Linked DNA regions of Mus musculus: region 1 is linked to region 2. The links are chromatin loops, found by intact Hi-C in ENCODE. Cell type or tissue: left cerebral cortex. All regions are shown on one strand. Links, peaks and the distances in the headings refer to the core of each region. The heading gives the core; the rest is flanking DNA.

Evidence for each region. Peaks named below come from ENCODE experiments on the same cell type or tissue, not always from the same donor. Only the 100,000 strongest peaks of a DNase experiment are listed, where the experiment ranks them.
Region 1: it touches region 2 in a loop (2.0-fold over the local background); 3 of 42 quality-filtered maps call a loop at or near these places.

The regions. Positions count from the first base shown.
Region 1 is chr2:30,875,837-30,890,609 of GRCm38, reverse strand. Ptges (prostaglandin E synthase) reads left to right here. Exons shown (of 3, transcript NM_022415.3): 3 at 1-1,139. Prrx2 (paired related homeobox 2) reads right to left here. Exons shown (of 4, transcript NM_009116.2): 2 at 12,019-12,200; 3 at 10,940-11,118; 4 at 9,363-9,815. The coding sequence ends at 9,680. Among named protein-coding and RNA genes, the nearest start is that of Gm52550, 20 kb to the left of the region's middle. In left cerebral cortex, for the core only: a CTCF peak has its summit at 5,041 (motif pointing left); DNase peaks (open chromatin) are centred at 4,210, 4,569 and 4,914; H3K27ac peaks cover 1,311 bases.
Region 2 is chr2:30,821,589-30,836,361 of GRCm38, reverse strand. Asb6 (ankyrin repeat and SOCS box-containing 6) reads left to right here and starts at 8,062. Exons shown (of 6, transcript NM_133346.2): 1 at 8,062-8,288; 2 at 9,264-9,439; 3 at 10,601-10,707; 4 at 10,802-10,910; 5 at 11,635-11,721; 6 at 11,858-13,265. The coding sequence starts at 8,176. The coding sequence ends at 12,522. Ntmt1 (N-terminal Xaa-Pro-Lys N-methyltransferase 1) reads right to left here. Exons shown (of 4, transcript NM_170592.3): 4 at 13,329-14,000. The coding sequence ends at 13,744. In left cerebral cortex, for the core only: CTCF peaks have their summits at 6,831 (motif pointing right), 7,971 (motif pointing right) and 8,789 (motif pointing left); DNase peaks (open chromatin) are centred at 6,855, 8,032 and 8,735; H3K4me3 peaks cover 1,456 bases; H3K27ac peaks cover 845 bases.

The sequences.
Region 1 (14,773 bases), core at 1,065-9,064, 56 kb before region 2:
GGAAGGTGAGATTGTGAGGGCCAGGTGTAAGAACCTGCCAGTTGCCTGATGCAGACCATGCATTGCCCACAAGGTCTGCCTGCTGTGGGGCCTGCGAGATGGAGGCCAGGGCCCCTCGGAGGGTCTACTCATTTGTCTTTCTTGCCCATCCCCTGGCACTGCAGTGGGAAAGGCACCAAGCAAGGGACAGTGACAGCCTCATGTGGGGTAAGAAGGCTCAGTCCTCTGATCCCTGCTGGGCAGGGAGGTGAGTTACGCTAATGCTGGCCAGGATGTATAAAGAAATTCAAGTGTGCACACCTTCAATCCAGCACACAGGCAGGTGGATAGCTGAGTTGGAAGCCAGCCTGGTCTACCCAGTGAGTCCTTGTCTCAAAAGCAAAGAAATCAGTACCTGTGTGCCATGGTATGAAGTTGAAATTGGAGGGGTGGGAAATCGGGGTAAGAGGGCCATTAAGGAGGCCGAGGTACCCTTTCTATGTTCCAAGCAGGAGAGAGGTGGGGACAGTGGTTTCAGCAGGGTGTCACTGGGCAGTTGGCAGGAGCAGAGACAGGACCTAGTGGCTTGTTCTGATCCAGCCCTCATGATAGGGAATACAGGGAGTGATCTCCTGGCTGCAAATCTGGACTCAAGACAGGTGGCTCCAGGCCACAGCACAGAGCAAAGCACTGTCCAGGGAGGCAGTGTGGCTGGTGCCACCTGCCAATCCAGCCAGAGGCTGCAACACAGCACCTGCAGCCCTCAAGCCCTGCTACCACAGCAGCATCTCTTGCATCTCTCGATTCCTTTTTTTTTCTGACATGGTCTCTTGTCTGAGGCCATTTGTGGTGGCTTGAATAGGAATGGCCCCCCAATAAACTCATGTGTTTGACTGCTTAGCCCATAGGGAGGAGTGGCATTATTAAGAGGTGTGGCCTTGTTGGAGGTGGTGTGTCACTGTGAGGTGGGCTTTGGGGTCTCATATGCTCAATCTCAGCCTACTGGGGCAGTCCCCTGCTGCCTTCAGATCAAGTTGTAGAACTCTGATCTCCTTCTCCAGCACCATGTCTGCCTTCATGCCATGTTCCCACCATGATGATAAAGGACTAAACCTCTGAACCTGTAAGTCAGCCCCAATTAAATGCTTTCCTTTATAAGAGTTGCTGTGGTCATGATGTCTCTTCACAACAACAAAACCCTAAGACAGCATCCATTTCCCCGATTTCCCCGAACTCCACCCAGACAAGGCCAGTCCTATCTGACCCTAGGGTCAAACACTGGTGTGGTTGGGCTCATGGGGTCCCAGGGTGGAGTGGACTGAGCAACAGCCTAGAATCCCAGACATAGGAGCTGGCCAAGGACTTAATGGGCCTCTAAGAAGCTGGGAAGCCACAGCTGTCCCAGTGTCTTGGAACATGTCCTAACCTCTGAGTGGGGGGGGGGGCAGTCAGAGCCAAGTTGGGGTTCATATAAACTCAAGGGCCAGTAGCCAGCCTGGCTGTCTGCATGTAGGTATCGTGCACGCGCATATGTGTATGTGTATACATGTGTGTACACATGGTAGATATGTGGAGGTCAGAGAACACTGGAGAGAGGGGTCAGTTCTGTCCAGCCATCTTGTGAGCCCAGAGACTGAACCGAGATCCCTAGGCATGGTAGCAAGTGCCTTTAACTGCTGAACTGTCTTGCTGGCCCATATACTCTGTGGTTTCCCGCTCTGGCCATGCATTTGCAACCATCCTGAGATTTGAGGTTGCAGACATGTGCCAATGGCATTAAGTTCAGTATTGCCTAGCCATTCCTGGACACTCTGCCATCTCTTCAGTCAGCCCTGGTTGTCAGGTAATTAACTACCCAGGATGCATAGCGTGTGCTTACCGGGACATAGTCATACGTGAATCCCTTTTGGAATTTCAGACTAGTGCCACCATACCAGCTCACATATATTTCATCTTGTAGCCCAGGGTAGTCTATAACTTACCATGGTGCCTAGGCAGGTCTAGAACTCAGAATAGGCCAGGCTGCCTCCAACTCAAAGCAATTCTCCTTCAGCCTCGCTAATGCTGGACCTCACTGGGTTCACAGCCTCTCTAGCGTTGGACCTCACTGGGCTCACATCTATTTTTAAAGTCTCATTCCTGTAATCCCAAGAGTAGAGACAGGAGAATTAGGGGTTTCTATGTTAGCTCCAGTTATATGGATTTTGAGGGGTCCGTACTTAAGACTCTTGAAAGTCAAACAGCCAGACGTGGTGGCACACACCTTTAATCCCAGCAATCTCTCAGGAGGCAGCAAATGACAGATATGTTGTGTGACACAGTGGCACAGGCGTGGGGTCCCATGTACTCTCTCCTTAAAGTGTATGTCCCTTTGGCGTGCTTTCCTTTCTCCCAGGAAATGCTGCACAGCTGCATGCAGGGCATGCAATGTGGGTGCAATGCACCAGCACCAGCCATGGATTTGACCCATGTCACTTTGCAAGTCTGAATGGGGAAATTAAGGAGTCTGTGGGTTAGTTGTTTTTGTCAACTTGACTAAAAGTGAGGGTCGTCTGGGAAGAGGGAACCGCAATAGAAAAAAAAAATTGCCTACGGGTTGGGCATGGTTTCTGTAGGCAATTTTCTTGACTTCTGATGGGCACTGTGGGTGTCTAGCCCACTGGGGGCTGTGCCACCCTGGGGCAGGAGGTCCTGGGCTGTATGTGAAAGCAGGCTGAGCAAGCCAAGGGGAGCCAGCCAATCAACAAGCAGCACCCCTCCAGGGTCGCTGCATCTGCTCCTCCAGGGTCGCTGCATCTGCTCCTGCCTCCGGGTTCCTTCCTGATGGACTGTAGTAGGCTGTGAGGTGAAGCAAACCCTTTTCTCCCACAAGCCACTTGTGGTCACCGTGTTTATCACAGAGGGAGAAAGCATCCCGGTGGCTTCTCTTTCTGTTCACCAAACATAAACTTACAGCACAGAATTATTCTGTCTTTTATTTTTGTCCTATCTGTTGACAGTCTAGAAATTGGCTGTTTGTTTAGTTAGACACGCTAGTTTATTAAAAATTTAAAAAAATATTCAATCTCTTGCTACCCCCTAACTCTTCCCAGGTGTACCTCCACCTTCCTAATCTTTTCTTCTTTCCCCTTCCTCCTCTTCTTCTTCTTCTTAAAAAAAAAAAAAAAGCCAAAAACAAAAAACAAACAACAACAAAAAACAACCCACCACCTCCAACCCAGATGTGATAAGCAGTGTTGTCTGGACAAAGAGAACTCCTTCTCTTGCTCAGACAGGGACTCTGGTTGACTTGAAATTCATTATGTAGACCAGAGATCCGCCTGCCTCTGTCTTCCAAGTGCTGGGATTAAAGACCTGGGCCACCATGCCTGGTGGGAGGGAGTAGTTTTTCAAGGCGTATTTAACTTATTTTCTTTGGGGGAATTCTTATTTTATGCATGCTTGCCTGCCTATGTGTCTGTGTATCATGGGTGTACACTGCCCAACAGAGGCCAGAAAAGAGTGACAGAATGAGTTCTCCTTGTGACCCTAGACAGGAGTCACAAGTAGTTGTGAGCTGCCATGTGGGTGCTGGGAACTGAATCCAGGTCCTCTGGAAGAACAGCCAGTGCTCTTACGAGCTAAAGCCTCTCTCCAACCTCTAAAGACTCACTTCATTTGTAATTCTGCACACTTAGCCAGGAGCGTTGACACATCCCTTTCTAGCCCCAGCACTTGGGCAGCAGAGGCAGGTGGATCTCTGAGTTTAAGCCCAGCCTGGTCTACAGAGGGAGGTCCAGGACAGCCAGGGCTGCACAGAAACCCTCTCCCCCCTCCCTCTCCATCTTCCCCCTCCTCCTCTCTCTCCCTCTGCCCTTCCCTCTTCCCCTTCTCTCCCCCTCCCACTCTGTGTGTGTGTGTGTGTGTGTGTGTGTGTGTGAGAGAGAGAGAGAGAGAGAGAGAGAGAGAGAGAGAGAGAGAGAGCATGCACGCTCTCTCAAGCATTTGGGACCAGTGGCTCCCCTGGAGCAGGAGTTGGGAGTTGGGCGCTGGAACTGAACGGGGGGGGGGGGTCCTCTGTAAGAGCCGCACCTTTTGAACTGCTGCAGCCTCTCCATCCCCACAGAGGGAATGTTTTGACTTCCTCTGTGTCTACCCCTCACTCTATGCTCCTCCACAGTAGCAACTGCTGAGCATTTGGCTCAGTTGGTAGAGAGCTTGTCTAGCTAGCATGCACAGAGCCCTAGGATCCGCCCCAGTACCACCTAAGCCAGGTGTGATGGGGCATGAAGTGCCTTGCTCAAGGCTCTGAGCCACATGTTGGGGTCTTTTGCTGGTTTCTTATTTTTTTCTTCAAGAATCTCTGTTTCTCTCTGTCTCTATGTCTCTTCCTCCCTCCTTCTCTCCCTCCTTCCCTCTCTCCTTTGTTTGCTATAAGAAATAAAAGCAGACACAATGTCCTCTTTCCTTGGTCAAATAGGCAAAGCCAGGGGAGAATGGAGTCCAAGTCCTTCTGGGCTGGGTTGGGGCCCCAGGTGCCTTGGCTCTATAGAAAGATGATCGCCTGGGACGGGTGCCCAGGAAGCTGCCCACACAGATCTGCAGCCAGGCACAGCGGGGACAGAACTGTTTAAATAGTTTCGGCTTTGCAGAGAGGGCGGCATGCCCCTCCCTCAGCTTCCCAGAGCAGCATGTGCAAACGATTAAGTCGGTTTATTTTCTCTGGAGTGCCAGAATGGAAGTGACACTGACATCCTCCTGGTCACCCGTGGGAACAGGGCCTCCAGCATTTCTCAATGTTAGCATGTCTGGGGCCCACCTTGCAGGCCCCCACTCAGTGGGACCCCATGTCTACAGCAGACAAGCCAACCTTCAGGGTTTTTGTGGTATTTTGTCTCTGGGGACTATAAAGTAGAAAGTTGGCAGGCCTGGGGGTAGGGTGGGGTGGAGAGATGGCTCAGCAGTTAAGGACATCTGCTGCTCTTGCAGAGAGCCCAGGTTCCAAACCCCCACATCAGGTTGCTCACAACTGCTGAAATTTCCAGTTCCAGGGGAACTGACGCCCTCTTCTGGCCTTCACAGGCACCTGCAGCTCCACCATGCACACACAGCAGGCAACATACAATACATATAAATAAAAATAAAATTTAAAAATTTAAAATAGAAAGATGGAATATCTGCTATCATGTCTACTGTTAGGTGGTAGAGATGGAGCCCAGGGCTTTGTGCACACTAGGCAAACAATCTGCCAACAGAGCCACACCCAACCTTCCAGTACCTTTTAAACAAACATTGATGCCCAGGGGATATAGGGATGGCTCAGTGGTTAACAGTGCTTGTTGCTCTTTTAGAGGTTGGATATTTGGTTCCCTGCACCTGTATCGGGCAGTTTACTGAATAATAACTCCAATGGCTTGGGAATCTGATGCCCTCTTCTGGCTTCTTTGGGCACTACACTCACATGTGTGTATGTGTGCACGTGTTCATACACACAGAAACCAAACAAAACAACCCAGGTGATGCCCATGAGTGTGGTGGTACATGTCCACCACTCAGGAAGTGAAGCTAGAAGATCTGGAGGTCAAGGTCCCCCTGAACCCCAGTGTGCCCTTTGCATAAGAATAGGCAGTCTAAAGTGCTGTGCTTCCTGGAATGTGAGCTAGAGGTGCAGCTATGGGGAAACCAGGCCAGTGCAGGAAGCACATCTAGATAGGCTATGCCAGTGTCCTGGAGGGCAGCTTGACCTGCCACTGCTGGGCAGGTCATCCTGATGGAGAACGGCCAGCCGTCTTGCTTTTAGGGTTGTCCTCGGATGTCTTTTAGCTGCAAGGCTGTACTCTCCCTGGGATTGCATGGGGCAGGGAGGTTTCATCGACTTTCCTTGTCTGCAGACCCTCCTAAATGATGACACTGGCTGGTGGCACGTGGCTTCTGTCACCCCACTTCTGTCTGTGAATGGGATAAAGCCTGTTAATGGCCTCAGCTGTCAGTTCTGTGCTGTGAGTCTGCCTAAGATCTCAGAGCAGTGGTGATTTTTTTCAAGGCTCAAAACAATCTTTTTAAAAAGATTTATTTATTTATTTCAAGTATGAGGGTACACTATCGCTGTCTTCAGACACACCACAAGATAGCATCGGATGCCCATTAGAGATGGTTGTGAGCCACCATGTGGTTGCTGGGAATTGAACTCAGGACCTCTGGCAGAGCAGTCAGTGCTCTTAACCACTGAACCATCTCTCCAGCCCCAAAACAATTTTTTTTAATGTATAAGAATGTGTGGTGGCGCACACTTTTAATCCCAGCACTTGGGAGGCAGAAGCAGGTATATTTCTGAGTTCGAGGCCAGCCTGGTCTACAAAGTGAGTTCCAGGACAGCCAGGGCTACAGAGAAACCTGTCTCGGAAAAAAAAAAAAAAAAAAAGAATGTGTATCTCCACATGCTGGTGAGGTTGTGGAGAAAGAGGAACACACCTCCATTGCTGGTGGGATTGCAAGCTGGTACAGTCACTCTGGAAATCAATATGTCGGTTCCTCAGAAAATTGGAAATAGTTCTACCTGAAGACTCAACTATACCGATTCTTGGGCATATACCCAAATAATGCCACACCATGCCACAAGGATCTGTGCTCCACCACATTCATGGCAGCCTTATCTGTGATAGCCAGAAGCTGGAAACAATCCAGATGTCCCTCCACTGACGAATGGATACAGAAAATATGGTTCATTACAACGTGGAATACTATTCAGCTATTAAAAATGAGGACATTGTGAATTTTGCAGGCAAATGGATGGAACTAGAAAATATCATTCTGAATGAGGTAACTCAGACCCAAAAGGACATGCATGGTATATAATCACCGATAAGTGGATATTAGCCAAAAAGAACACAATGCCTAGCATACAACCCATAGACTGTAAGAAGTTTAACTAGCAAGCCAGGCGGTGGTGGTGCATGTCTTTAATCCCAGCACTTGGGAGGCAGAAGCAGGTATATTTCTGAGTTCGAGGCCAGCCTGGTCTACAAAGTGAGTTCCAGGACAGCCAGGGCTACACAGAGAAACCCTGTCTTGAAAAACCAAAAGAAGTGTAACTAGCAGAAAGGCCCAAGTGAGAATGCTTTAATCCCACTTAGAAGGGGGAAGAAAATATTCATGGGAGGCAGAGGGAGGGAGAAACCTGGATGGGAGAGGGGATGGGGAGGGAAAAGGGGAACAGATCAGGTATAGAGGGGAGGGCATAGGAGAAGACCAGAAGACCAGGAGAATGAATAGAAATAAGCAGCCTTGGGGTTGGGTGGGAAGTGGGGGAACCCTTAGAAAGTACCAGAGACTCAGTGGGGGTGACCTTAGCCAAAATGTCCAACACTGGGGAGAGGCAACTTAAAGAGTCCACCTCCAGTAGTTAGCAGACAGGACCTCAAGTAGAGGGAGGCCCTCAATCCCACAGTCAAAATTTCTGACCCAAATAAAGAACTGCAGGGACAAAAATGGAGAAGAGATGGAAGGAAAGGCAGTCCAATGACCAGCCTGACTTGGGATCCATCTCATTGGAGGACACCAAGGCCTGACACTATTACTTTTTTTTTTTTAAGATTTATTTATTGATTATATGTAAATACACTGTAGCTGTCTTCAGACACTCCAGAAGAGGGAGTCAGATCTCGTTACGGATGGTTGTGAGCCACCATGTGGTTGCTGGGATTTGAAATCTGGACCTTCGGAAGAGCAGTCGGGTGCTCTTACCCACTGAGCCATCTCACCAGCCCAACCTGACACTATTACTAATGCTATGATGTGCTTACAGACATGAGTCTGGCATGGTTGTCCCCTGAGAGGCTCTACCAGCGATGACTGAGACAGAGGCAGATACCTACACCCAACCATTGGACTGAAGTCGGGGACCCCTATGGTTGAATTAGGGGAAAGACTGAAGAAGCTGAACGGGAGGGTGACCCCATAGGAAGACCAGCAGTTTCAATTAACCCAGACAACTGAGATCTCTCAGATACTGAGCCACCAACCAGGTAGCGTATATGGGCTGGTCTGAGGCAGCCAGCACATATATAGCAGAGGTCTGCATGGTCTGGCCTCAGTGGGAGAAGATGTACTTAATCCTTGAGAGACTTGAGGTTCCAGGGAAGGGGGAAGCCTGGATGGGAGCACCCTCTCAGAGGCAAGGGGGAGGAGGAATGGGATGAGGAACAGTGGAAGGGGGGATCGGGAGGGGAGCAATGACTGGAGTGTAAATAAATGATAAAATAATTGAAAAAGAAAAGACTGTGTATCTCTTTTGCATATGTCAAATGAGTTCAGATGCCCACAGAAGTCTGAAGAGAGCATTGGGTCTCCTGGAGCTGGAATGATGGAAGATTGTAAGCAGCTCAGTGTGTTCTGGGAATTAAACTCAGCTCCTCTGGAAGAGCAACAAGTGATCTTAACTACAGAGCCGTCTTTCTAGCCACGTAATGCTCAGTTTAAATTATCAACTTGATATAATATGGAATCACCTACGGAGAAAAGTCTCATGAGGTGTTTTCTGGATCAGGTTGCCTGTGGCAGACTGTGGCAGACTGTCTTGATTACATTAAATGATGTGAGAAAGCCGGGCGTGGTGGCACACGCCTTTAATCCCAGCACTTGGGAGGCAGAGGCAGGCAGATTTCTGAGTTCAAGGCCAGCCTGGTCTACAGAGTAAGTTCCAGGACAGCCAGGGCTATACAGAGAGACCCTGTCTCAAAAAACAAAACAAAACCAAAAACAAACAAACAAACAAAAAGATGTGAGAAGACCCACCCATTGTGGGCAACACCATTCCCTACGCTTGGGGGTGGGGACTCTAACATACATGTGGTGTCCCTCTCTGCTCTTAACTGTGGATGTGACCAGCTGATGCAAGATCCTGGCACCTTGACTTCTCCACAGTGCTGGCTGTCTCCTGGAATGATGAGCTAATATAAATCCTTTCTCCCTTCAGTTGCTTTTTGCCAGCATATTTCGTCCCATCAACTAGAAAAGAAACTAGGGTACCCTCCGTGGACGCCACACTTCCACATGCTCAGCAGCAAGAGTCTAATCCCTGCACCCCTCTCCACACTCTAGGAATGGTCACCCCTCTTCCACACCCCCATGGAGTGAAAGGGATGTGCCCTGGCCACCATCCAGCAAGACTCCTAAAGAAGCCTTTTGCCCTTCCTCCTGCAGGAGGACCACACCCAAAGCACTTGTCAGGCGTGCAGGCTGCGAGCCCCACTGTGGCTGCCGAATGAGCCAGCCCAGGCCAAGTGTTGCTGTTAGACTTCTGTCTACCAGGAGGGCTAGAATTCAGGCCACCCAGGTCCTGCCTGGCATCCTCTGGGAGCACCCTCTGGGAGCACCCGTCTTGCCCTTCTGAAGCCTCGTGGAGCTTACGAAAAATGGTTTTATTCCTTAAAGACAAAAGCTTTTTGGTTTTAATACATAAGTAAGTGAGTTCCTTGGCGGACTCCAGCTCCGCCTTCTGGCCAGGCCACTCCAGGGGCCTTAGGCCACAATCTCAGCCACCATAGCAGTGACTTGTTCAACTGCTTCCAGCACCCAACAGGCCTCTGGAACTCAGGAAGCTGTGATGGAGAAAAGGCACGGGAGAGGCTGCCCAGTTTGTCTGAGGACAGAGACAGACAAGGCTACTGCCTTTGCTGCAGTCTGCCATTGGGCCAGGGAGGAAGCTGGACCCAATGCACAGTCAGTTCACTGTGGGCACCTGGCTGTGGTGTAGGCTGAACTCTTTGGCCTTGAGGCGAAGGCTGGCGATGCTGTTGGCCATGTTGACTCCAGGAGTTGCAGGACTTGAACCTCCGGGGCTATAGGGAGGCACGGAGCTGGGGAGACAGGAAACACAGGTCCCAGTTGGTGGGTCTGGCTAGTCTTACTTCCCCTGATGAGCTCAGGGTAGCCCAGGCCAGGGTTGCAGGGTTGGGGGAGGAGACAAGCTTCCAGACATAGCACTTGGTCAAAAGAGCCTCACCAGTGGACACCACTATAATCCCAACACCTCTAGTGCTGAGGCAGGAGGATGGCCCAGGCTACAGCGTGGGATGTTTACCATTTATTTATAGACATTCCTCTCTGGATTGTGACCCTCCTGAGAGTGGGACATGTGCCCAGTACCCTAGTACTACTCTGTGACCAAGCGCTTCTGGGTGAGAATAGGTCAGGGAAGGGGGTTGGAGATCCAGGGGGCCCACAATACCCCCTCCCAAGGCTCACAGCTCCCACAGAGCCTGCTATACTGGTGAGGAGACAGAACTCTGGAAGCTATAAGATCTGGTGGCCCAATTAGCAATCTGTCTTTCCCTCCTGGCCATCTTGGAGGGAGCCATTATTTTTTAAGATTAATCTTATGTTTTATTTATATGTATGAGTGCTTGCTTACATGTAACTCAGTATACCACGTGAGTATTTCCAGCCCAAGGAAGGAGCTTTTTTTACTTTATTCTTTCTATCTATCTATCTATCTATCTATCTATCTATCTATCTATCTATCTATCTATCTATCTATCTCAACAATGCCACTCCTCTGCATGGCCCTGGACCTTGCCAGAACCACAGGACAGAAAGACTTGCCCTCAGTACTCCCAGACTCTGTTTCCCGTCTGGAGATGGACAAAGAGCGCTGGGTCTAGCCTGAAACTCTTCCTACAGCTTTCTAGCTATCTCAGCGTGGAACCCACTTTGCTCTTCTCCAGACAGGCCTGGCTTCCCCGCTGTGTGTACATATAGACATGCATATCAATGCTCATGTGGACATACACACGCTTATGATCCCGTGTGTACGTGAGCACTCACATGCAGGCTCTTGAATACCCACACGCACTGTCATGTAAACACACACTCATCCATACACCATTCAACTCTCTACAGCTCCCCAGAGCGGTAGCCTTAAAGATCCCATGGGGGTGTGTCTAATTGCACTTGTTGATACAAAGGAGTCCCCCACTCTCACCTGTAGGGGGAGGATGCTGGCCAGGATAGATAATCTGGGCTCATCGTGGTAGGTCGGGGGGCCACAGGCTGTTCAATGGCCGCCTCCTGGCCATAAGACTTGAGCAACGAGGCAGAGCGGGTAGCCAGCATGGCACGTTCATTCCGGCGAAACTTGGCACGGCGGTTCTGGAACCAGACCTGAGAGGGAGAGTGTGGCGAGCAGGGTCTGGTGGACTTTGAGGAGACCGACATCCTTGTGAATTTGGGAACACACTGGTGCCACCCCGGACCTGGGCTGGTGGCTTCATTTTCTGACCCTCTCCTGACCCTTCCTTTAGAATGGGGGTGGTCAATAGTGCCTGCGTTACGTGCTGGGAAGTCCAACACATAAAAACCAAAAACAGCCCAATGGACAGGTGAGCCCTCTGGTCCTGTGGTTAGAAGGGACACACAAAGTAGAGCTTTCTCAAAAGCTTCCCACTCAGCATGGCTCTAAGGTCCTAGCAGTGTGTGTGTGTGCTGTGTGTACGTGCACATATTCATATGCACACACTTACATCTGTGGGTGTGCGGCAATCAGTGGTCAGCGGTCAGTAGTGTGCATCTTTATTTCCCTCCACGTTGTCTTTTTCTATTTATTTGTTTGTTTTATTTTATTTATTGAGAAAGAGTATCACTGAGCCTTGAGCTTGCCTGTTCTAGACTGGCTGCCAAAAATCCCCCAGGGTCCTCTTGTCTCCACCTCCCCAGCACTGCGGGTGCACGCTGCCCCCTCTCAGCTTTTTACACGGGTGCTGGGAATCTGAACCCAGGACCTCCCGCCATGGCAAGCACTTACCCACTGGGCCGTCTCCCACCCTGGCTCTATATTTTTACATAAGCATCGGCTCCCTGAACCACAGCATAGCCTGCACTGGAGATGAGCTACTCATTTGCAGGGTTAGACACTGTTTGTGAGGTTTCCATCTGAACTTCACTGTCCTGGCTCCAGGTGCTCTGAGCTAACTGTCTCCACTGGCAAGTGCCTGTCCTTGGGTCACCACGGGTCACCAGCCTGGATGTGGGCTCCTTGGGAGCCTCTGGGTGGACCCCACTTACTTGGACACGTGCCTCACTGAGGTTGACACGGCGAGCTAGCTCTTCACGCACAAAGGCGTCAGGGTAGTGTGTGCGCTCAAATACACGCTCCAGCGCCTGCAGCTGGCTGCTGTTGAATGTGGTTCGATTCCGGCGCTGCTTCTTCTTTCGTTTGGTGCCACGGCCGGGGCTGGGACAGTCACCTGAGGAAAGGTGGAGGGTCAGTCAGTACAGAGGCTGCACTGTGTACACAATGTTCCCTGTGCCCTATGGGGGTCCCTGTGGCGCTGTCCAGTGACATCCATAGGATCAGCCATCTGCTCCTTTTACACTGGCTTTCCTGAGTCTCCTTCTTCAGGTAGCCTTGGACCTAGGGGTAGGAACGTGTCCTCTTAGCTCATCTTTGGTCTATCCATCTAACTCACCCACCTGCCAATCTGTCTGCCCATCCAAGTATCCAGCCACCCATATATCCAGCCACCTGCCAATTTATCCACCCATCTACCTATCCATATATCCATCCATCCACCCACCCATCCACTTGTCCATCTATCCACTCATCCACCCACCCGTCCATCCATCCATCCATCCATCCATCCATCCATCCACCCACCCACCCACCCACCCACCCACCTACTTGTCCATCTACCTACCCACCTACCCATCCATCCATCTACCCACCCACCCATCCACCCACTCATTATTCATTTGAGACAGTGTCTTTCTCTGAACTAGAGCTAGACAGACTTTGTGGCCCCCCCAAGCCCCAGGATCTGCCTGTCTCCACCCTGTCCCCAGGATCTGCCTGTCTCCACCCTGTGCCCAGGATCTGCCTGTCTTGTCTCCACCCAGACCCCCGTGGTGCATGTGGCTTTCCACATGGGTGCTGGGGATCTGAACTCAGGTCCTCATGCTTGCCTAGCAGGGACTTTACCCACTGAGCCAATACCCAGCTTCTCAAATGTGTGCTTCAATAGCTAGGACACACCACTTGCCATGATGCCCTGTCCAGTTGACACAGGAGGGGATGAAGCAGAGCAAAGGACCCAGGTCCCTCCAACTCATGCCCCTCGGTTTATAAGACTGCAAAATACAGCATTTAAGAGTCAACAAGCACACAGCCATGCCCTGTGTGCTGTGGCTTTGAGTGGTCTGTTTTACTTACTAAGATTCTGGAGCCTTCCAGCTCTGTTCTGCACACTTGACTCTGCTTTCCCTCCCGTCCCTCCCTCTATCTGCAGAAACCAGTTTTTAAATTAATTGTTGCACTAACCCTGGTCCAGTATTGTCTTTTCAAGTATAACACAATATGTGTAGTGTTTCCTCTCTCATTTCAGGGTGTCGTTTGCGCTATCCATGTTTTCCCTGTGTAACAAACTTTCCAGGGCTCATTCACTCAGTTAGTGAATGGGCCCTAGCGCTTAGTCCCCACACAACTGTGCTGCAGACTGTTAAAGGACCCTCATAGTAGACACTTGGTGCATTTCGAATCTTTGGAAGCTAAAAGAATCTTCAATAAGTTGCCCCATAGTAAATCAGAAGGTTTTTTTTTTGTGTGTGTTTTTATTTTTTGTTGTTGTTGTTGTTGTTTGTTTTTTTGCTGTTCACGTGTGCTGCAGATTCCTAGAGGTGGGAGTTCTGGCCAATGAGTACACGTTAGACGTGGCCCACTGCTGTTGCGTGGAAGAGCTGACTCCCTGAAAGATGTCTTCTGACCTCCACGGGAGCAGTATGGTGCATGCATATCCACCCAACTACACACACACACACACACACACACACACACACACACACACACAGGGGGGGTTTCTCTGTGTAGCCCAGGCTGCCCTGGAACTCCACCTGAGTGCCGGGATTAGAGAAGCATGCCCCCACACCGGGGCCCCTAATCCCACTTTCCCTTTATTTATTTGTTTACTCCTGGGGATAGAACCAGGCCCCATGCTGGCCAAGCACTCACCACTGAGCCACAGCCCAGCCCTGCAGACTTTTTTCTCACTGGTGTGACTGGAGTTAAGGACCTGCTCCAGCACATCCGTCAGAGTGCTCCCCTACCCCCATCCCCCTGTCCAGGCACTCTGTTCTAAAATGGCAGCAGGAGCTAGGCTGAGGGACCCTGGCATATCAGATGAGCTTACACTCAGAGTTTCCCCTCTTTGGGAAAAACTTGCAAACATGAGCCAAATGTAAGGGGAGAGCCAGCCAGAATGGCTGGTGCACACTGGCCTTGTCACCTGTCCCCTCCCCCTGCTTCCTTGTCACTCCACACCCCTGTCTGGTCTTAGGAGAAAAGGCTAAGATGGATGAGTGTGCCTGGTGCCTGGGAATGTCCCCATCCCCACCTCCACCCCCACTCCACCTCGCCCCCACTTCACCCCTCCCCTCCCCCACTCTACCTCTTGATGGGAAAGAAATCCTAAACCAAAATAACTAAGGCCGGGCGCTGCAAGTCAGGTGGTGAGCAAGAGCCCAGAAGTGGAGATGGACGCCTGTGGAACATGAGCCATCCCTAGGGCTGACTTCCGCCCTCCTTCAGGCAACGCCACTTGGGCACACACCCAATGCAGGAGGCATTTCAGCCAAAAAAGGAGAGTTTTTCGGGAAGTTCCTGAGCAATTGGAAACTGGGGGTGTTTAAATGAAAACTGGTTTTTTTTTTCCAGGTTTCGCCTCACTGAACAGCAGTGGGAAGAAACAATGGCTCTTGGGCCAGATACACTGGTGCTGGCAGCAGTGACTCCCATCAAAGACTCTCAAAGGCCCAGGCTCTTCCCCAT
Region 2 (14,773 bases), core at 3,192-11,191:
TGAGTGAAGATCTAGCCTCCAATTCCTCCCACAGGCTCCTCAAAGGGAGGATGCCTGGGGACTCTTAAAAGAAAAGCGGCTGTATTAATGAAATTTCCTTTTCCTCCTCCCCCTCTTCCTCCTCCCCTTCCTCTCCCTCCTCCTCTTCCTCTCCTTCCTCCATTTTCCCTCCTCTTCATGGGAACAGCATCATTTTTCTCCCAGCAAACAATGTGTGGCTAATGAGGATGGCTTATTTTAAACTCTGTACATCATCACCTTGTCAGGGCTGGGACAGGAGCCGGGATGAGGTCTCCGACTTCTTTCTTCCATGAGGTTGGTCTGCAGTAGGCCACTGGCCCATGCCTCGAGCCCCTCCTGGTGAACCTTAAACAGGCTTTGGCAACTGTGCACCCAAACATACCTACCACCCTTACGCATCTGATCCCCCACGTTCCTCAGGTTCCGCACCTTCCCATTGCTACCCTGCCCATCTACCTACTCAACCCTGGCCCCCAGATTCAGAGGGGCCGTTCCCCCTCAGGAAGCTCAACCTAGATTTGAACTGAGTCTGGCCTGGAGCTTCTTGCTCCCTGGCTACTGCTGCTGGCTTCCAAGATCCCCTCGAACCTTCTTCTCCTGAGAGCTGTGTTAGAGACCTGTGGTGTGTGTCCACCGTGCCAGCTGCTGCTGGGCCCCTTCCCCTGACAGGTTCAAACACCCTGCCTCTAAATCCCGTTCGTAGTAACCATCAACAAGAGTTTTGTGGTCTGTTTATGTGTTTTGAGACAAGGCCTCATTAAGAAGACCAAGCAAGCCTCAAACTCTCAGAGACTGGCCTGCCTCTGCCACCCAGCACTGGCACCAAAGGTGTGTGCCACCAAGCCCAGCAGCGACTATCAACAATTCTATTGAGGGCCTTCCACGTGGTGTTGGGAACAGGGCAGGCCTACAGAGGCGCGGCTGAGCCTGAAGTAAGGAAACCAAGGAGACAAAAGGGTGTGTATGTGGGGGGAGGGGTCATGGTATAATATAAGCAAACAGCACCCAGCAAAGAGGACCAGCCAGAGGCAGCTAGATGGATGCTTAGGTCCAGACAGACCCACAGAGCACCAGCTAGCCCCACTCACCCCAGGCGGAAGGCGCAGTCAGCTTTCTCATCGTCGTGGTCTTGCCTTGCTGTGTCTTACTTTCCTGGCTACACCAGAGAGTTCAGGTGACATTTAAAAATCTCTCACCCTTTTACTACAAGGTCCTGGACATCCATACCACAAACACGTACTAGCCCAGTGCTCCACCCGCTGTGAGCTGGCAGGGTGACCCTGTGGGGAGGAACCAGGCAGAGTAGCAGTGCTGGGTCTGGCATGAGGAGGAGAGGGTCCCAGCTGTCGGATGTGCACAAAGCTGTTTTGAAGGTGGTCACACAGAAGGAACTGGGCTTTCAGAGCTGCACTGGATTTGGGGGGGGGGGCAGAGATTACCCGAGGCAGCCTCACAGGCAGGCGGCCTAGAAATCTGCTCTCTTCTCAGAGCCAGGCTGCAAGTGGCTTTGGTCATGGTGCAGGATTCTCAGTCGTCAAGGCTGGCCAAGCATACACCCTTCCTGTCCTGAGGCCTGACCTGCTTGGGCGGGGGGGGGGGGGGGGGGGGGGGGGGGGGGTATGCTCTGCAGGGGAGACTGTTGCTTGGGCTCCCCTTTGGGTCTGGGGCCCACATCCGAGACAGCTTCAGCCTCAGAGGTCTAGCTCCAACCTGGTGCCTGCAGGATACATTGTAGCCTCCCCATAGTAGAGCTCCACACCCCACACCAGCCAGTAAGAAATAACTGCTCCATGACATCATTCCAATTGAAATGGCGCACACAGGATGGCTAGACAGTGTGCAGATAAGCCAAGGTCAAATTGGTATGGACAGTCTAGGTTCGGCCAAGGGGGTTAGCTTGCTTCCCTCTTGTCACCAACACAGAAATAACAGAATCTATGCCCGAGGGTATCCAAAGGCATCACCTCGTGTCAGCCAGAGCATGACCCTGGCAAATGCTGGCTATGCACAGGACTGGTGCCAGAATCTGGTGACTTCTTACCTGTAAAATAGATGTAAGGTTTATTGTGCTTGAATTTTTTCTATGCTAGGGTCTCAAGTAGCCCAGGCTGGCCTTGAGCTTGTCACAATCTCTCAAGTGGTGATTTTTATGTACCCCTGAGGATCGAACCTGGGTCCTTATGGTTGCTAGGTAAGTGCTCTCCCCACTGAGCCACAAACTCAGCCCCAGACATACACCTCTTGACTACAGTCAAACTCCAGAGCATGCCTGACTCGTGGCTCTCTCAGTTCTGCTCTCCAGTCATCTTCCTGGTTCTCTGACCCCTACCCCGTCTGTGCTGTCACAGTGTCCCTCTGGGCTTGGGTTCCAGTCCCTGCCTGCCTTGTCTCTCCCCTTCTCCATGTGTCTAAGGAAGCAGCTCCCTTCTCTGCTGAATTCTCTGTTCCAGCAGAGACATGGACTGGGGGAAAGAAGGAAACAGCAGGCCACATATTGATTCCAGATGTGGCCCTCTCCAGCAATTTAATTAAGTTCCCCAGACAGCCAGGAGAGGTTCTTAGTGATCAGATTTCCTGGCTCCCTCCTCCAGCAGCCATGGGCCCACTGTCTCCCTGACGGATGGCGACGGGTCCTTCCTGCCCTGAGTCAGCTTCGCCAACAGGGTAGGGCACAGATAACTGGTCTTCCCAGGAGCAAGTGCCCCTGGCCCCAATTTCTGTCCATCCCTCCTTCCCCTACCTCCAGGGGTCCAAGCCCTCTTGCTGGCTCTTGGCAGGCTTGGTCAGGCTCTGCTGAGCAGGCAGAGGGTGCCAGCAGGGCTCTCTCCTAAGAGAGGCCCCCCACCCACCCATACCCTGTGCTTGCCAGAGCTTCAGGCCAAGTAGGCACCAGTGAGCCTCTGTGATGGGGGAACCTCTGGGGCCAGGACTCTGAGCCACTCATCTGCCACCAACGGAGTAAGCCTCAAGTCCTCTGTGCAGTCTGACCACAGCGCAGATGGCACAGAGGTCGCGGTGACTTGGTATTTAGGCAGATCTTTTGGGGACAGGTCTGGGCCATGTTTGCCAGTTGATTACCCACACAGGGACCTGGAAGTCACAGTCTGCAAATCTGGCAGACCCTGAAGGACCCTGAGAGGAAACTAACAAATCTCCTGCTGCATCCATTGCTTGGGCGGATAGGCTTTCAAGCTGAGCAAAGGCCAGCCAGAGCCCAGGCCCACAGTCCGTGCTGTCCCCTGGCCAGGGTCCCTGGGACTCTATGTACTTCATCCCTGTTCTCCTGGGCTTCTGGGTCCCTGGGGATACAGCAGCTGGGGGAATTAAAGGCCTGTGCTTTGTTTGGAGATGCGGAAGATGCCATGGGGCAACCTCTCAATATACACATCATGGTCACAGACTGCCCACCAGGGAACTAGCCTGGGCCCAGCTCAGCTATAAGTGACCACCCCAGAGCTCCACACTGTGACCCCAAACCACAGACCATCTGCAGGGGCTAGAAGGTAGAGCAATTGAAGCTAGACTGGTGTCTCACCTTAGAGAGGGGCTCTGGGCAGATGTCCCAGGAGATGGGTAGGAAAGCTCAGTCAGCTCCCAGTGCCTCAGTTTCCCCTATGAGCCTACAAAGGGAACTTATAAATTAGGGCCCTCTGTCTCCTGCATTAGAACTGGAGCTGAGGGCTGGTGAGATGGCTCAGTGGGTAAGAGCACCCGACTGCTCTTCCGAAGGTCTGAAGTTCAAATCCCAGCAACCACATGGTGGCTCACAACCATCTGTAACAAGATCTGATGCCCTCTTCTGGAGTGTCTGAAGACAACTACAGTGTACTTACATATAATAAATAAATAAATCTTTAAAAAAAAAACTGGAGCTGAACAGGACCAACTACAGTGAACCTGCCACTCAGTGTCATAGGCCATCATAAGGGCGGGAAGTAGGAACAGAAAGGAGTGGACCAGAGGGTGGTGACCATTACAGCAGTTCAGAAATAGGCTGAGCTCATTGGCTCAGCGCCTCAGTCCCCACACATACCCAAAGACTGAGCTCAGACCCGTCCTCCATGGTGGGTGCTGTAGTGGCAGCCATGATTTTCAAATAGCTCACCTGATGGACAGTAAGGTTCCAGTTACATACAAACCCCTGAGGAAGGATGTGGAGGGAAAGCAGGGTGCGAAAAGGGGAACCACTCCCAGCTGCCCACCCAGGGCCTTCTGAGGGACAGCTGGCTAAAGACCAGTCTCCTATGGGAGCCACGAAGGACTTGGGATGGGGCCAAGGTACCACCTGTCCTGGCAGCTGCCCTCCCCAGGCCCAGGTGACAGAGCCAGTGAACGAAAATGAATTATATGTTGTGTCTGAGAAAGTGAGCCGGGGTGTGTGTACCTGTATGTGTGTGTGTGGAGGAGGTGAGAATAATTGTGAATACTCCTATGCCCTAGAATGTCCGTCCATGTGTGAGATAGTGCATGTGAGTCTGAGCAGATATAAGAACAAGAGCATGTGTGTGTGTGTGTGTGTGTGTATGTGTGTGTGCGCATGTGTATCTATGTCTGTCAGTCTGTCTGTCTTCCCAAGGATCAATGAGAAACCAGTCCACCCTCAGGCCAAGGCTACTGTGGATACTAGAGGCCTTTCTCCCTCCACAGAGCTCAGGACTGTTTGCCACCCTTGAGTCAAATGAAGGTTATCACTCCTGGCTTGGGGAACCAGGAGTTGAGGAGCACTGAGGAAGTGACCTTGGTGAGGATGTTTCTTGACAGGGTCTGGAGAGGGGAACAAGGTTGACTGAGCTGGACCAAACTTCAGCCTCAGATGCAGGAGGTGCACACAGGCTACTCCTTACCCACAGCTCTTTTCTGGCTTCAGGTCTCTTGTAGGATATATTCACTGCAGAAAAAAGCCATACAAGTCCAAAGAAGGGTAGGCCAGCGAGATGGCTCAGTGGATAAAGGAGCTTGCTGCTCAAGCTGAAGATCTGAGTTCAATCCCCAGGACCTACATGGTTGGAGGAACCAACTTCCTAAGGTCTCTGATGTGCGCGTGTGCGCACACACACACACACACACACACAGCTTTCTAGATATTGAAAGAATTTTTTTGATCTTTCTTTTTTTTTTTTTTTTAATAGAATCTCATTTGATTGTTCTGGCTGGCCTGGAACTCAATATATAGTCCAGGATGGATGTGAAAACATAGTATTCACTTGTCTCTGCCTCCTGAGTGTTGGGATTAAAGGTCATTGTTGTCATTATTGATGGACAGGTAGAGAGGCTAGCCACTTCTTCTCATGCTTGTTGACTTTTCGTCTGTGATTCACCTATGCATATCCTGTGCCTATATCCTGTAGGAAATGTTTACTGTTTTATTGATTTTTGGAAGTTCTTTATATATTAAGGTTACCTCTGTACATTATTCAGTGTAACCCCTAAACTTCCCTGGGGGAGTAAGGAGGATGCACAGACCTTTTCAGGGTCTAAGGACTGTGTTTGTCCCTCACATGGCTGAGAAGTTTTGGAGTTGGGTGCCAGGATGGAGCTTGTCTAGTCAGGCACAGAGGGAGCAGTGGTGAGGAAAAGAGAGGGAAGGGTCAGAGCTGAAGGCAGGGGCTCTGAATGACAACTTTAATGGAAGGCAGATGGAGGAAACAGGACCCCTTGCTGACAAGAGGGGTCAAGGGGCATAGGGCTTTCTAAAGACAGGAGCCTGGGTGACTGGCTGGCAGTGGAGCCTGGCTCCTCTGTGAGATGCCTAAGGGCTATGAAAGGGCAAAGGTCAGTTCCTCCCTCCTGCAAGTCTAGACCCTCTAAAGATCCAAAGCCAGAGAAGCTAAAGGGACTGTGTGAGTCCCTGGTGGCTTATATGTACCGAGGTCGGATAGACTGGCTGACAGTCTACCCTGCTGTGCTTCCTTGGGCCAGCTCTGAAACCTTGAGCCACATTCCTGCTTGTGAAAAGGAACAATCCTCTTAATCTAACGGCTTCACAGCATCAGTGTGAAGAGGGCTTAGCCCAGTGCTAGGACCCGAGGAGGGCTCCAATAAATGCAAGTTAATTCTCATGTGTTCTATGTGTATTTACACTAAGTATGCATGTATCCACACGTGCTGTATGTGTGTAGAGGTCAGAGGACAACCTGTAGGTGTCTGTTCTCTCCCTCTGCCATAGGGTCCTAAAGACTGAACTCAGGCCACAGGGCTTGGTGGCAAGCCTCCACCTCCTGAACCAGCTCAGCAGCCCAGTTCTTCTTACTCTGCCTGTCCCTTCTCTCAGACACTGGTGACATCAAGATGCCTTTCATTGGACCTCGGCCTGTGAGAGCCAGGCAAGTGATCAAGTCAGAGGTGAAGACTGGCTGGAGAGACGGATCAGCCATTAAAGGCTAGGCTAGGGGAAGATGGTGAGGCCAAGGCCAGAAGGACCACACCTAGATTCACCTGTTGCATGGGGTTTGTATTCTGCCCTCTGAGTTCCACTGAAGCTCTAGTCTGGGGACCTTCAAAGTGACCTTATTTGGAAGAAGGGTCTTGTAGATGTCAGGAGGCTAAACTACTGCTATTCTGGATCAGGGCAGCCTCCAAAGCCAAGTGCTGGAGCCACTGAGGAAAGGAGAAGTGACCTGGACAAAGGCACAGACCCAAAGCAGGAAGCCACGATGTCCAGTCTTCATGGTGCTGGGTATGGAACTCGAGGCATTCTGCTCGGTGAGCCAACTCCCAGGCCCAAAGGGGAACTTTTTTTTTTTTTTCCCCATGAATAGGGATGTTTTGCTTGCATGGCCATATGTGCATCACTTTTGTGCCTGTGCCCACAGCGTCCAGAAGAGGGCACCAGATCCCCTTGGCCTAGAGTTATGGGTGGCTGTGAGCCACTATGAGGGTGTTGGGAGCTGAACCTGGGCTGATCAAGATCTCTCCAGTAACCTGCCACCCTCCACCCGACTCCTCCCCCCTCTTGGAGATAGAGCCTCACTATGTAGTCCTGGCAGGCTAAGAACAGAACCTAGGTCCTTTGCAAGAGCAGCCAGTATTCCTAATTGCTGAGCCATCTCTCCAGCCCCTGTACAGATTTTTTCCCCATTATTCCCTTAACAACCCAATAAACAATGACCAACCTGGTGTTTACTCTGTTGGGTGCAGAGTCCCATAGAGCTGAAATAGGTCATGAGAGGAGCTGTGTACCCATTCTGTGTAAGATCCTTGGCCACTGGGTTTGGTGTCCTGGGCTATCCTGGAACCAAGCCTAGCATCCCAACACTTGAGAAGTGGAGGCAGGAAGGCTCTTGGTTAAAACAAAGAAGAAATTTTGTTCCAAGCCAGTAACTCTATGGCAGATGGCAGGTGCCAAGCAGAGAGAACACAAGCCCCCATAAGGGATTGGAGCTACACCTATGATGGTGCAGCCTCAGGACCATTGACACCTCCCCATAACTGACCTTTTTAGAGTCATCAGGGCCTTGCCGCAGGACTCAAAGTTGCAGCCACTCAAATTTGCGTAGGGGGACGCTACCTGGTACAGTCCTTTCTGCTATGTCAAAGCTTCCTCCTGCTCAGGGTCTAGGCAAGTGATATTATGCCAATTTTCCAGATCAGGACATGAAGGTTCACAGAGTCCCTCCAGTGAAAAGTGGGAAAAGTGGGCAGCCTGTTTGGCTAGGCGTCAAGGGACAGAGAATAAGGAACTGCCCCCAGCGTCTGTGGGGAAGAGTTGGGGTGCAAGATCCTCATTACGCCACTTGGTCTACACAGTGGAGAAACTGAGGTGGTTGCAGCCTTTCCTTAGAGAGTGGCCAAAGTCAAGTAGGCTGCAGAAAGTAGTGTTCAGGCTCCGAATAGGGCCTGTGTCACCTCGGATTGGAGCCAGTCAGTAGCGGGGCCGCATGCCCCGTCGGAGCTCAGACGCCCTTCAGCGGCCTCGCGGGGAATTTCAGTGCGGGGCGGAGCCGGACAGTGATGATCGCCGCGAGGTCCTCCCCGGCGGCAGGGGGCAGTGTGACTCACATGCTCCCTCAAAGGCCCGCACGGACCGGAAGTAGGAGTGGTAGGATAACTTCCGGTGCGGAACTGGGGCCTGGGAGGATTGCTCACCGGCGCGGGGTCTGAACCGGTAGATCGGGAGGTGGTGGCCTGTGGGTGTCGGAACACGCGGCCGACGCCATGCCGTTCTTGCACGGCTTCCGCAGGATCATCTTTGAGTACCAGCCCCTAGTGGACGCCATCCTTGGCGCCCTGGGCATCCAGGATCTGGAGCGGCAGGAGCCCCTGGATGAGTAAGTCGCTGCGGTCCTCTGTGGTTGTCGCAGCGGGAGTGGGAGCTGCGTGGCCGCGAGCTCGAGCTCCAGCCTGAGGCGGGCTCGGAGTGTCTTGTAGGGCAGAAGACCCGGGCCTCTGCTGCCTGTGCATGGATGCTGGAGACGTCCTGGCTGGGGCCGACCGGACTTTCGGCAGACAGCAGGCCTCTCCGAGAGCCTCTGGGGAAGCAAGCCGGTGTGGTCCGTGTGCCCTGTGCAGACCTCCTTGGGTACTCGGAGCGCTACGCCTTCGGAGTGCTTGTGCTACAGAGACAAGCGAGCACCCAGACCGGCATCGCGGTCTGAGATGCAGAGTAGGGTGGGGCAGAGGAGCTAGCAGTCTCACCAAGGATGTCTTTTCTAAACCACATCAGCCCTTTCCTCTGCGGCCTACTCTGTAAATGCAGTGCCAGGCGTTTTTAAGAACTCGGAGGCGGGGCCGCAGGGCTGCACAACAAGGCGCTACTGCCCTCCTTTGGCGGAGCCCAGCATATTTAGGAGGGCTGCCCCAGATAAGCGTTTTGTGTCCGGGCGTTGGTCAGATCTTAGGGCCCACCTGTTGCAAGAGGTCTGGTGGGTGAGATTAGGGCGAAGAGCAAGTAAGGCGCGTCGTGGCCAGGTGACTCTGAAGGTGGTGTTTGGGCCGTTGTCAGAGCTGGGGTAACATATGGAACAGCGTCCAGGCCCAAGATGCACTTAGTAGGTAGTTTTGTCTAGGAAGGGTGAGAGCTTTAGGGCTACCCTCAAGGTGGTGTGAGAGAAGATGGGGCAGAGCCAGCACTTTGACAGCATGCTGAAGGATGGCTTTGAAATCACTTAATGCTTTTGACCAAGAAAGAGTTGTGCCCCACAGAGCATGCGCAGCTTGTGTGGATGCTTGTGAAAGGGCACACAGGCTAGGGCCACTGGCCCCCGTGAGTTCCCACTTTCTCTGTTCTGCCTCTTGGTGCACAGTTCTGCTTCCAGCGAGGAGAGCCGGATCCTGGTCCTCACGGAGCTGCTGGAGCAGAAGGCTCACTCTCCATTCTACCAGGAAGGCGTGAGCAATGCGTTGCTGAAGATGGCTGAGCTGGGCCTGACCCGGGCAGCTGCTGTCCTTCTGCAGAGTGGGGCCAACCTCAATTTCGAAGGTCAGCAGCATCCTGAGGATGGGGGTGGGGTGAGGAGGACTAGGCAGCCAGGCCCAGCCACTGCTTTTCCTCCGGTCTTTGGGGTGACTTCCCTTGTTCTTTTCCTGTGGGTGTCTTTCTGGGGGCTCTTAGCGCCTCTACTCCCACATCTTCCAGATCAATCCTTCTACCATGTAGAGAATACACTGGCAATGCCCAGAGCTAAGGGCAGGTGATTTCTCTGCTCTGAGCTGTCCTGCAGGTTTTGCTCTGGCCCTAGAGGTGGGAAGATAAGCCACACTGGGCATCTGTTACAGCAGGCTGCATAGGTTCTTTACGCATCAGGAATGATGAAGGGCCAGCCACCTGTCCTGCCATTGGCTGTCACCCCTAGGAGGTAGGAGACAGGTAGGGCTGCCTATGAGCTTGTGGGGGTCAGTGCTGACCCCCACACAGGCCTTCATGCCTTTCATTGGAAAACAGGCTCAGAGACTACAGGGAACTTGGGAATCCTACAAGCTACAGATGTTGGGGAGGGGGGGTTATTCCAAAACCCATCCACATTATGGTCAAAGGGCCTGGCTGTGTGATACATGCAGAAGGCTGAGGCAGAAGGATCTCTAGCGACCTTGTGCTACCTAGCAAGGTCAGGGCTGCCAGAGCAAGGTAGTAGGGACCCTGGCTCAAGAAAACAAAGGCTGGCCTAGAGAGATGGCTCAGAGTGTTAAAAGCACTGACTGCTCTTCCATAGGTCCTGAGTTCAATTCCCAGCAACCACATGGTGGCTCACAACCATCTGTAATGGGATTTGGTGTCTTCTTCTGGACAGTTACAGTACACCCATATAAATAAAATAAATCTTTACAAAACAAAACAAAACAAAGGCTGGCTGTGCTAAGCTGGAGCATGAAGCCACACTGCATTCTCCTCAGGAACAGCCCTGAGGGGGAAATAAGCAGAAAGGAGCCGATACAGATGAGCTGTAGCCTACAGGAACACACCAGGACAATGCAGATAAGCTGTAGCCTATGGGAACACACCAGGACAAGGCAGATATGCTGTAGCCTATGGGAACACACAAGGACTTGATCTACACACCTGAGAAAGGGGTGCTGGGGCGAGGCTCTGAGGCTAGGTCCCGAACCTTCAAGAACAGACTAACCTGAACTTCTTTGCCTTCAGACCCTGTTACCTACTACACAGCCCTGCACATTGCTGTCCTGAGAAACCAGCCTGACATGGTTGAGCTGCTGGTGCGCCACGGGGCTGACATCAACAGGAGGGACCGGGTAAGGGCCAGCTCCAGGCTTGGGCATGTTTGGTAAGTTTACCAAGGAGCCTTGCAGGCTCCGGGCAACATAGCTGCTGTCCCCTTTGGCTCAGATCCATGAGAGCAGCCCCTTGGATCTGGCCAGCGAGGAACCCGAACGCCTGCCCTGCCTGCAGCGCCTCTTGGATCTTGGAGCAGATGTCAATGCAGCTGACAAGAATGGTAAGAGAGACGCTGAGAGGTTAAGAGCACTGCTGCGGGCTGGAGAGATGGCTCAACGGGTAAAAGCACTGACTGCTCTTCTGAAGGTCATGAGTTCAAATCCCAGCAACCATATGGTGGCTCACAACCACCCGTAACAAGATCTGATGCCCTCTTCTGGTGTGTCTTAAAAAATCTTAAAAAAAGAGCACTGCTGATCTTGCAGAGGATCCGGCTCAGTTCCCAGCACCCACAGGGCAGCTCACAACTGTCTGTAAATGTAGTGTCAGGGGATCTCGAGACCTCATAGCGCACACAAACATACATCATGCAGGCAAAGCACTCATACATAAAATAATAAAACTTAAGTGCTGGGGTGGAGGGCTGGCCATCCCTGGGGCTGGACACCTGTTAAGGGTTCAGAAAAGACAGGCCAAGTGCCTGGGTGCTGGCCCCAGTCGATGGCATGGCCACACCTGGCATACGGGCAGAGGGTGGCAATTTGCCTGAGTCCAGCACCCAGCGACTCTGGAGAGAGTGTGGTCACTGTCTGCACACTGCCCCAGGAAGCATCTTTAAGAGGTGAGTATACCCAGCGTCTGTGTGTGGATGCAGGCGGGTCTTAACCTTGCTTGGCCCTCTTATTCCTGTTTTTGTGTGGATGAAATCAAGCCAGCCGCTCTTCCCTCGGCCTGAGAATCCTGCTTCCACCCTCCTCTGGGCCTCACCTCCCTCCTCTTTGTAGGGAAGACAGCTTTACTTCACGCCCTGGCCAGCAGCGATGGTGTGCAGATCCACAACACAGAAAACATCCGGCTCCTCCTGGAGGGAGGTGAGGTTCCCTGTCTGTCCATAGCTGTGGCTGCTGCTCCTCACCCCCCCCCCCCAACACACACACACACACATCTACACCATTGTCTGGTAAGGGCTGCTGGTCACCTCTCATTTCTGTTCCCATGGCTCTTCAGGGGCAGACGTCAAGGCCACCACCAAGGATGGGGACACTGTATTCACCTGCATCATCTTCCTGCTCGGTGAGACTGTCTGTGGGGACAAGGAGGAGGCCCCGATGATCAACCGCTTCTGCTTCCAAGTCACGCAGCTCTTGCTGGCCCACGGTGCCGACCCCAGCGAGTGCCCGGCCCATGAGTCCCTCACGCACATCTGCCTCAAGAGCTTCAAGCTGCACTTCCCGCTCCTCTGCTTCCTGCTGGAGTCCGGAGCCGCCTACAACTGCTCCCTGCACGGTGCATCCTGTTGGTCTGGCTTCAACCTCGTTTTTGAGAGGCTCTGCTCGCACCCGGGCTGTGCCGAGGACGACAGCCACATTGAGCTTCTGCATAAGGCTGAGACCGTGCTGGACCTCATGGTGACCAGCTCCCAGAGGCTGCAGCTGCCTGAGAACCTCAACATCCACCCAGTGGGTAGCCTGGCAGGGAAGATCCAGGCCCTTCATGCCTCCCTGAGGCAGCTCGAGAGCTACCCGCCACCTCTCAAACACCTGTGCCGGGTGTCCATCCGGCTGTGCCTGCGACCGTGGCCTGTGGACACCAAGGTCAAAGCACTGCCCTTGCCCGACAGGCTCAAGTGGTACCTGCTCAGTGCACACAGTGATACCCAAGACACTTGCTGACAAGTCCCAGGGTGGAATGATCTGGGGTACCTGAAACCAGCCTGAGGATAGACCTGGCACCTATAATGGCCTTTGGGGGAGGGGTCCCTTTTATCTGGGAAAGGCCTGCCCTTTACTGCTATGAAACCACTAGGGTGGTGCCCTGGAGGCCAAAGGCATGGAAGGCTGCTCCAGGGAGATCCCCGCCCCCTCCCTCTCAGTGTTTCACAATGGGAGGGGCCAGTGCAGATGGGATACAGCTGCCCTCTGTATTAGGAGCTGACCAGGCTGTGCACAGGGAATGAGGCCCAGGCCCCTCAGAGCCCTGGCAGCTGTGGTTCGTCCCATGGCGGAGGCACATGCCTGGGGTTTCCCAGGACCAGTGCCAAAAATCCTGGGCCATTCAGTAAGGCCCTACCCATTCATTCTGCCGCCTCGGGTCTCATGATGCCTTTGAGGAGCTGGGGACAGAACTGAGGCGGCCACAGGCTGGTCTTCTGGGTTAGAGGCCTGCCCAGTCCTGTGGTGGTCAGGGCTCTGGCACTGTGGTTGGTGGTAGCTCTGCTCATGCCACACCCAGGTCTCGGGGCTGGTGCCTTCTGTTTAAAGGCATCACGAGCACAGCAGGATTTATGAGGGGCCCAGAAGACACTGCTGAGGCCTGAAGCTGGCTCCACTCTAGTGCCAAGCCCTCACGAGATCTTCGCAGTCAGCTTGGCTTTTGGGAATGAGCAGAGATGATTAAATATATTTATAAGATTAAACTCTGTGTCTTTGTATGACAATTTGGCACGCTCAAGCGATCTGACATACATCCACACACAGACTGCCTGGGGCATCTGAGAATAGGACTCACCCTTTTATTGGCTGTGTCAGAGAGGAGCTCCTAGGAGCTGCAGGCTGCTGTGACCCATCACCAAAGAGGATATGGGGCTGTGACCATTTCTGTAATTGGTACTGTCTGGCAGGTACCATGTGTGGCCTGGCTGTCCTGGAACACAGCAGTCCACACATTGAGGTCCCTAGGCAACCAAGTGAAGTCTTTCCCCTCAGGCAGCTAGACCAGCGGTGACCAACTCTGCTTTCCATAGCCCTGTGGGAAGTTGCCAGGGTGCTTTAGAGTGACAGGGCTGCAGTGCCCCAATCCAGGGCACACCTCCCCTAGGGCTTGACCCTTCCCACTGGAGTCAATGGTGTGTCTCTTGGCCTGCCAGCTGCTGGCCCCCAGCTCTGGCCCTGGCTTCATCTCAGGGCAAAGCTGTAGACATGGTAGATCTCATCTGGCAGGTTCTCCTGGCGCTCCTCGGCCAGGAGGCTGAGGCCTGCAGTGCGGATGATCCGGCGGACCACCTCAAGGTCCCGGCACACACTGCTGTCCACATCGTCCAGGATCACACCCTCCTGGGCCATGTTGTCCTTGATGACGATGATGCCATTGGGGCGCAGGCCCCGCTTGCAGCGGCGCAGAAACTCAGCCAGGTGCTGATCCGTCAGGTGGCCTGGGGAGAAGCGAGGCGTGAGCGTGCCGTATGTGTGCCCTCAGCACAGGCCAGCAAGCGTCTCTCTCGATCTTAAGACCATCTCATGCCAAAGGAGGCCAGAGTTCTGACGTTATCCACACAAAAGCAGAGTCAGAAGCTGGGATTTAAGCTGACTGGGTGCCCTCCAGCCCTGCTCAACACCTACCCATCATACCACACACCCTTCCCAGGCCTGGATCGGAAGGTGGAGCTGAAAGCCCCTAAACAAAAGGGCCAAGCCCACAGTGTTCACAGCAGCGCTATCTATGTACTGTACTGTACAACCCCCCCACCACCCCCCCACCCCCCCCACCCCCCACCCCCCCCCCCCGTGAGAAGGCAAGTGTTACAAGGTCAGCAGCCCTATGCTTAGCATTCCAGATGAGCTGTTAGGTCACACAGGCATGGCTCCTGTACTGGCTGGTTTTGTATGTCAACTTGACACAAGCTGGATTTATCACAGAGAAAGGAGCCTCAGTTGAGGAAATGCCTCCATGAGATCCAGCTGTAAGGCATTTTCTCAATTAGTGATTAATGAGAGACAGCCCAGCTCACTGTGGGTGGCGCCATCCCTGGGCTGGTGGTCCTGGGTTCTATAAGCAAGCAAGCAGGCTGAGCAAGCCAGGGGAAACAAGCCGGTAAGTAACACTCCTCCATGGCCTCTGCATCAGCTCCTGCCTCCAAGTTCCTGCCCTGCTTGAGTTATTGTCCTGACTTCCTCTGGTGATGAACAGCAACGTGGAAGTGTAAGC